Regions from separate parts of the Mus musculus genome. Here all the other regions are linked to region 1. Evidence: chromatin loops called from intact Hi-C (ENCODE). Cell type or tissue: gastrocnemius. All regions are shown on one strand.

Evidence for each region. A loop is a pair of places that touch in the nucleus more often than their neighbours do. Peaks named below come from ENCODE experiments on the same cell type or tissue, not always from the same donor. Only the 100,000 strongest peaks of a DNase experiment are listed, where the experiment ranks them.
Region 2: it touches region 1 in a loop (2.5-fold over the local background); 12 of 42 quality-filtered maps call a loop at or near these places.
Region 3: a loop joins it to region 1, with 2.5 times the contacts of the local background. A loop is called at or near these places in 11 of 42 quality-filtered maps.

The regions. Positions count from the first base shown.
Region 1 is chr16:34,699,182-34,701,681 of GRCm38, forward strand. All of the region lies in intron 5 of Ccdc14 (coiled-coil domain containing 14), which reads left to right. Among named protein-coding and RNA genes, the nearest start is that of Gm35150, 9.7 kb to the left of the region's middle. In gastrocnemius, a CTCF peak has its summit at 1,193 (motif pointing left); DNase peaks (open chromatin) are centred at 414 and 1,196; H3K27ac peaks cover 343 bases.
Region 2 is chr16:34,530,137-34,532,636 of GRCm38, forward strand. It overlaps a transcript of Kalrn not described here. Among named protein-coding and RNA genes, the nearest start is that of Kalrn, 17 kb to the left of the region's middle. In gastrocnemius, a CTCF peak has its summit at 1,554 (motif pointing right); a DNase peak (open chromatin) is centred at 1,566.
Region 3 is chr16:34,191,911-34,194,410 of GRCm38, forward strand. All of the region lies in intron 25 of Kalrn (kalirin, RhoGEF kinase), which reads right to left. Among named protein-coding and RNA genes, the nearest start is that of Gm41448, 73 kb to the left of the region's middle. In gastrocnemius, a CTCF peak has its summit at 1,214 (motif pointing right); a DNase peak (open chromatin) is centred at 1,220.

The DNA of each region.
Region 1 (2,500 bases):
GTTCATCTACCTGCTGGTTAGTTAGCTCTCCTCCAGTCCCACCTGCTTCTTCCTCAGCATCTGGCTCTCAAATTTCCCATGCCTCTCTATTTTCCAGAATCCTCTGTCTTCCTGCCAGTGTCCCGCCTCCTATTTCCTGCCTCAGCTCATTGGCCATAGGCTTTTTTATTGACAGGTGGTGCTTATAAGCGATCACTACATTGGTAGGCTGAATGTGTGTATATTTTTGTATGTATGTCTTCACATTAGTGCTGTGTACCCATGTGCTACACATGTTTGTCTTTCCTTATCACGTCCTGCCTTTATTCTTACTGAACCTGAAGCTTATAGATTTGACTAGGCAGGCTGGCCACTAAACTCCATGGATCCATCTGTCCCTGCCTCCCCTTTGCTGGGGTTAAGGACCATACTGCCTGTCAGTCCCTGCCAGCTCCTGGGGATGGAAACTCTGGTTCTTGTGCTTGAGCCAGCAGGTACTTCACTGACTGGGCTATTTTTCTAATCCCTAGGCTGAAATTTTAATTAATTTAGTAAATTTGAAAACTGATATCCAATTATAAAACTCCTAAGACTATTGGAATACTTCTGGTGTGTAAATCTACTCTTTCAGCTATAAATTATACACAGTCTAAATAGAGATGGAGTGTTTCTCATAAAGATTTAGCATCTGTTTTGAGGTATGCTATAAATAGATGCTGGGCGTTACACACTGCAATGTCAGTGCTTTTGTTATATTTCCTTCTTTATTTTTGTGGTGTTGGAGATCAAACTGAGGCCTTCAGTGTTGTAGGCAAGAACTATACTACTGAGCTGCAGCCTCGGCTCTGGCTACATGTAACTAAAACATGGAAAGTAAGTCGTCCCTTTAATTTTTTGGTATGACTACTTAAAATTTTAAATTAAATATATTGCTTATATTATGTTCCTGTTGGACAGTATCAGTCTTAACTAGGGTCCATTCCATATAGCCAGTTGTGTTTTTAGAAATGGTGTTTAGTTTTACTTTATAATTAAAGCTTTGTTAGAACCTACTGTTCATAGGTCGTATGTGGCTGCTTTCGTACTACGGTGGCATTGAGTAGTTGTGACAGAGACAAGTTAGCTCATAAGCCTGGAATGTTTATTCTCTCTGGCCTTTTAAGAAAGAAGCGTGTTTGGAGTTTTTTAGTTTCTGTGAGATGGCGACATCTGCTGGCAGAGGCAGGACTGTGTAGCTCAGCTTAATAAGACTACAGAAGGAAGTCCAGTGAGCTAGTGGATTGAGAACATGTGCCGGTGAACATGGACTCAGAGCTCCTCAGATTAGACAATTCTTAAGGAACCAGAAGTCTAAAAAAGAGAGGACTAGGATTCAAAAGGAGAGGACAAGATTGTGCTTTGCTGTGCTGTGCTGTGTTGTGCTGTGTGCTGTGCTGTGCTGTGTTGTGCTGGGCTGTGCTGTGTTGTGCTGTGTTGTGCTGTGTGCTGTGTGCTGTGCTTGGCTGTGCTGTGCTGTGCTGTGCTGTGTTGTGCTGTGTGCTGTGCTGGGCTGTGCTGTGCTGTGGGCTGTGATCTCCCGTGGACCATCTTAGACTCCTGAGTTAAAATAGCTTTAGAGGATATTTTTCTATTTCCTTTATTGTAAAATTATTTTAATAAAAACTGATACTTTATAGGAAGTTATTAGCTAGTTTTGTAGCTCGTCTGATAGAGATGATCTGTTATTGCTATGGGTTTTCGTCATCTCAGAGGGATCACGTTTAGAAATATATTTCTAGATAGCAAGATTTATGAAAATGAAGTATTTACTTATCTGCTCAGTTTGCAGCTATTGGATGATATAACATTGCTGAGTGTTTACTCTGTGCTACATACTGTTCTGAGGCGTTGCCAAGTGCTACTTACAGTTCAGCGATCTTTAGAAGTTGGTGATTTTATTTGCATTTTACTCTGTCTTTGTGTTTAATAGCAATGAGGTTATGCAAAGTAAAAAGACACTCATAGTATTACCGATTGACTTTAGCTCTGTAACCAGTGTTGGGGGATGGACTGAAAGAGTGACAGGAAATTGAAGGAGTGGGTTAGGGTACCTCTGTGTGAGGAAGTGATTGGCAGCACCGAGCAAACTCGCTTTTTCCACTCTGAAAACTAAAGGAAGCAGCAGCCTATCCTGGAGCTGTTCATATAGTGAAGCAGCATTAGGGAGGTGGATAGACCGATGGCTAGCCTACCCCTCATATAAAGGAAAAAATGGCCTCTCCAGTCCTGTGTGCATGTGCGCATAGCAGAGGCTGACATCAGGTGTCTTCCTCCTAACACCTCATCTTTTTTTTGGTTTACTTATGTATTTATTTTGGTGACACAGTTTCATGAAAGTCAGGCTGTCTTCAAACAGGATATGAAGCTGAGAATGTCCTTGACTTGTTGTTGTTGCTCTTGTTTTGTTTTTCTTTTTTATTTTATTTTTAACATATATAAGAAATAAATGTAAAAAACCAAATACGTGGACAAAAAATACAAG
Region 2 (2,500 bases), 170 kb before region 1:
GTACAGTTGTGAGGAGTCGCTGCAAATGATTGCAAAAGACCCAAGGGCTTTTATTACGAGAAACACTTTGTGTGGAACAGGGCTCTCTGGTGGTGGCCACAGATACCACAGCACTGCCCCCTCAAGTGTTTCTTTAGCTTCTTTAAAAATGTTATTTCCTCAGATAAAGATTATGCCTATAATATGGACAGATAATACAAACCTGGTATAGTGGACTCAATACTATAACAAATGACCGGGCAAAGATATAAGACTCTCGGCAAATCTGAACACCTGAACAAAATCAACAGGGGCAAACTCTGTGTCTGGCGATCTACCCTTTAAAGCGACGCACACATCACTCTGAAAGCCATTCTCACCTTCTGCATCTACCTTAGTGAAACACTGTACACAAGACGCACGCACGCTGGCTGACAAACATTCTCAGGAGCAGGATGGCTTCGAGGATGCAATGTTAGACTTGCCGAAGCAATTGTGGAATATTTACACCAAGAAAACTATAACCGCACAGAATATTTTCAGAGCATGTTTCAGGAAGAAAAGTTGATATATAAAGCATGATATGGTAACCTCAGACTGGTAGGCATAAGCCATATACAAATACACAGTGACGCCCACAGGGTTTCCCCATCACCGGAAGCCTATTCCCAGACAGAGCCTCGGTGGCCATTCGCTGCGAGAGAACTATGGCATTGCTAGTAATATCTAAAATTCAGAATGTAGTCATTTTGGTAATTGTATAATTACAATTTTTCCAAGTCTTGCTTTTATCCAAAGGGGGAAAGTTAAAAATATAGGAGATTATACAAATTCATTGGCTTTCCATTATTCAAAAGTTTAGCACTATGGAAATCTAGCAAAAGTGCTACCTCATGGTACAGAGAGTGTCCCAGAAGTCTGGACAGACCCTGAATACCAGAGTGTCACTACACTGATGACACCTGGAGAGCTGAGCTGGGGCCAATCTCAGCAATGCAATTAGGTGGGGACACCAACAGTACGACATCACGAAACAAATGGCTATGAGGAATTTGGAAAGCTTGACATTGTCCTGACTGACAGCACTGCCACTGTTTAACCTCGAGACACGACTGCGGGTACAACCAGGTCCCTTCAGATATTTGAAGGGCTATGGAGATAAGCCACAGTAAACCTTTTTAAGGCAGTTAACTTATTATGGAAATTTCCAGAGGCAAATGCTAGAACAAATAAATAAAAATGGTATTTTCCTTCAAAATTTATATGTGTGTGTGTGTGTGTATACACATACACATATACAGAGAGATACATATGCATCTACAAATAAAGAAGCATTTTAACTGAAAGAACGAATGGTAACAAAATAGTGGGAAATCATGAGTTTCCTATCATTGTAAATATTAGAGTAAGAGAACTTTTTTTAAAAAAAAAGCATGTTGGTTTCATTCCAGATAAATCCAGACAATTTTTAAAGATCTCTAACATTTCTAATATTCTGTGATCCATTCAGAGACAGAATTGGTTTTCAATGTATGTACCCATTTGATTCCAAATCCCTCTAGTGGTATTCTCTGCCAGCAGGTGGCAGCAGATGCCTTGGACGCTGGGTTCTATATGTTAGGTGTGGTCAAAAAATAAATGAGCACAGTTTCCAACAGTTAAAAAAGGGGGTGTGGGAGAACACAAGTCCCAAAGTAGCTTCCTTCAAAAGAACAAGCAAGCATAACTAAAAAACATGTCTAACAGTATACAACAATACTTTTTTTTTTTTTTGAGACAGTCTTTGTAAGCCTAGGTTGACCTAGAATTTACTCTATAACCAGGCTGGTCTCAGACTCTGGAGAATATCCTGCCTCAGCCTTCCAAGTGCCAGGATTACAGCACACACCATCACGCCTAGGTTTTGCATGTTCTTCTTGATCTCTGAATTCCTCTTGATTTAAAAAAAAAAAATCCTTGCTTCCTCTGCAGCTGCACATCACATCCATTACCATAATCTTTCAGCCAGACCCAAAGAAAAGAACCTTCAGGATGGTCAGAGAAGCATTCTGGCCATTTCCTGCTTCCAGCTCCCATGCCCAGCATCTCCACAGCTGAAGCTACAAAATAAGCAGGAAACATACAAAAACAGTGGACCTCACCCGGATAGCATGAAAGTACATCATTACCATTTTCTAAGCACACGAGAATTCTTCCCTACCCCAGCCCCAAAGAAAGGAATAAAGCCCCTGCTTTACCCCACTCTAGCCTTGGCTCTCTGCTGTGATGTCATTTAAACTCTGCATACAATCAACAGTCCTAGTCCAAGTGGCAACCAGAGACAGACAAATCTGGTATTCGTGAAGTATTTTGAATAGGGCTTGTAAGTGGACAGAAATAAATAATATTTGTTGAACCAGCATTTAAAGCAGTTACATCATGGTTAATCATGGTCTTGAGTCAAGGTGCTATTGACTGTTCTAGTCTCAGGTCAAACAGTCCTTCTGCCAGGAGCCCTTGAGCTATTAAGAGCATGTTCAGT
Region 3 (2,500 bases), 510 kb before region 1:
AAATTTTTGTGCATCCAAAGGTAAAGTTGTTGGAGCCCTTGTGTGTATGTGTGTGTGTGTGTGTGTGTGTGTGTGTGTGTGTGTGCTTGCTGTCATACCAGCGAGGTGAGAATAGGGAGGTTGTAGCACGGGTTAAAGAGGAACAATGAACAGCAGGTATAGAATGTGGAGACGGCAGTCGGGACACTGCTTCCTGGTGGAGCCAGGCTGCATTCCCGTGCTCTTCCCAGTGGAGCTTGCTAGGTCCCTGCAGACTCACAGCCTAGACTCTAGAGGCTCTTGACTGCCAGGGGCTAAGGGAGCAGTGAGCATAAGGAGAGATAAGGAACTGGAGGGAAGTCAGGAGCCTGAGCACACTGGAGAAGGAGCTATTCGCATCTTCAGCACACCTTGGGTACCTAGGCTGAGCATGGGCTTCTTGGCCCTGTCTCTCCATTTCACTCCAGAGACTTTCGTGTGGGTGAGGGATGAGAGGGCAGGCATGGCTTCCAATCTTTAGAAGCAAAAGCAAGCGTTGTCTCCTGGATGTGTTTCCCAATACCCCATTCACTGTAGCTAACACGTATGATCAGATGGACAATTACTTGCACACGACATACCAAGTAATGTTACAACGAGGCAAAAATGTAAAAAAAAAAAAAATTCTCCACTCAATGTTATTTATCTGTAATAAGATCTCTAACTAAGATGCTGCCTAGCACCAAGGCAGGAAAGCAACAATATGTGAACAAGTGAAATCAATGTTACCATGATGTATCTGAGCTTGATTGCTTTTTGTCTGGGTGTTTCGATTGTTTCCAATCAGCCTCAATGTTGCAAGCTAATCACAGCGCAAATAACAGCAACAAGATCACAGCTATCTTCTCTAGGCTCTGCTTAAAGCTGGCAGTTACCCTTAGACTGAGGGTCTGGGACCCAGGAAAGTTCACTAGCCTTTCCTTTTTTTCCTAGCATTGGGATATTAACGGAATGATACCTGGGTCCATGCCAGTCTGAGTAGCTCAGAAAGGGTCAGCTTCCATAAAACAAGGGGACAGAGCTAGATTATAGCAGAGGCTGCTTTGAGCTTTCCCAGTAGAAGGGATACAATTAATAACGCAGGCATTTGGGGTGTGCATGCACAGAAAGCACATACTGTAAGCAAGGAAACAGTAGCTGCAGCCTGTGGATAGCTGGAATCATGAGCTGCACAACTTCTTTCTCTCCACTTGGTGGAGCCAGTGCCTCACCAAAGCCCACTGTGTTTCAAAGGGAAGTAAACCAATTTATGTGACAAAAAGAATAGGAAGACAAAACCAAATCCAGACAAACGTGTGTGCATGTGGGCATGTGTGTGCATGTGTGTACGTGTGTGCATGTGTGTGTGTTGGAGGGGTTCAGGACGTGATTATCTATCTATTTATTTATTTATTTATTAGCTCATGAGAAAACACGTTTAGGAAACCACACTGCGCATGCTCCTGAAACCTGTTTTTCACCATCTGCCCCTCCTCTTCTTGTTGTGCCCATTCTGCAGTCTTTATCCCTCCCGTCCTCCTTTTCCTTCTCTCCCTTCCCTCTCCCAGATCTCCCTCTCCTTATACTCCACCCACTCTGCTCCCTCATTTCTACTGTCTAGGTATTTTGGTTAATTTCCCCATCTTACCAGACCCCTTTCCTGGGCCCCCTTTCAGTCCATTTCAGTCAGATTACTTCCACATGCCACTCCTTTCCCCCACAGTCCCCAAGGCGTGTCTGTGATGTCTAACCGAGGGATAAGATCAGCATCTGTCCCTGACCATCATAAGGCAGGGGTGACCTGAGCCTCTCTTACGAACTCTTTTCCCATCCTACCCATTGACACCCTCCCTTCAGAGGCATTTGTTCACACTGTCCCTTTTCATCAAGGAAGCCATGCCCACCTGTGGAAGCTCTCCATGAGTTCTATCTCAAATGCCCCTCTCCAGTCAGCTTGTCCGGCTCCTCCACTGAACAAGAGTGTCATCTTCTTGAACTAATTTTGTGCCTTGTCTTACCCCTTCTTAGAACTGTCTGCTTCTAACAAGAAGTCAGAGCCTGGACTCGATCCACCACTGGGAACAGCTTCACATCCTAATTGGAAATGGTTCGATCCAAAGACAACACTCCAGAAAGATGATCAAAATACGGTCAAGTGTGGTGGCTCACACTTTAGTCCCAACCCTCAAAAGGCAGAGCAAGAGGACTGCTGTGAGTTCCAAGGTAGCCTGGTTTATATAGTATTTTAGACCACCCAAGGGTACATAATGAGATCTTGTCTTTTTAAAACAACAACAACAAAAACAAACTAGTCTTTGTGTAGTAGCTTTCCTAATTTAGTTTTTTTTTAAGATTTATTTTATTATTATATCTAAGTACACTGTAGCTGTCTTCAGACACACCAGAAGAGGGCATCAGATTTCATTACGGATGGTTGTGAGCCATCATGTGCTTGCTAGGATTTGAACTCAGGACCTTCGGAAGAGCAGTCTGTGCTCTTAGC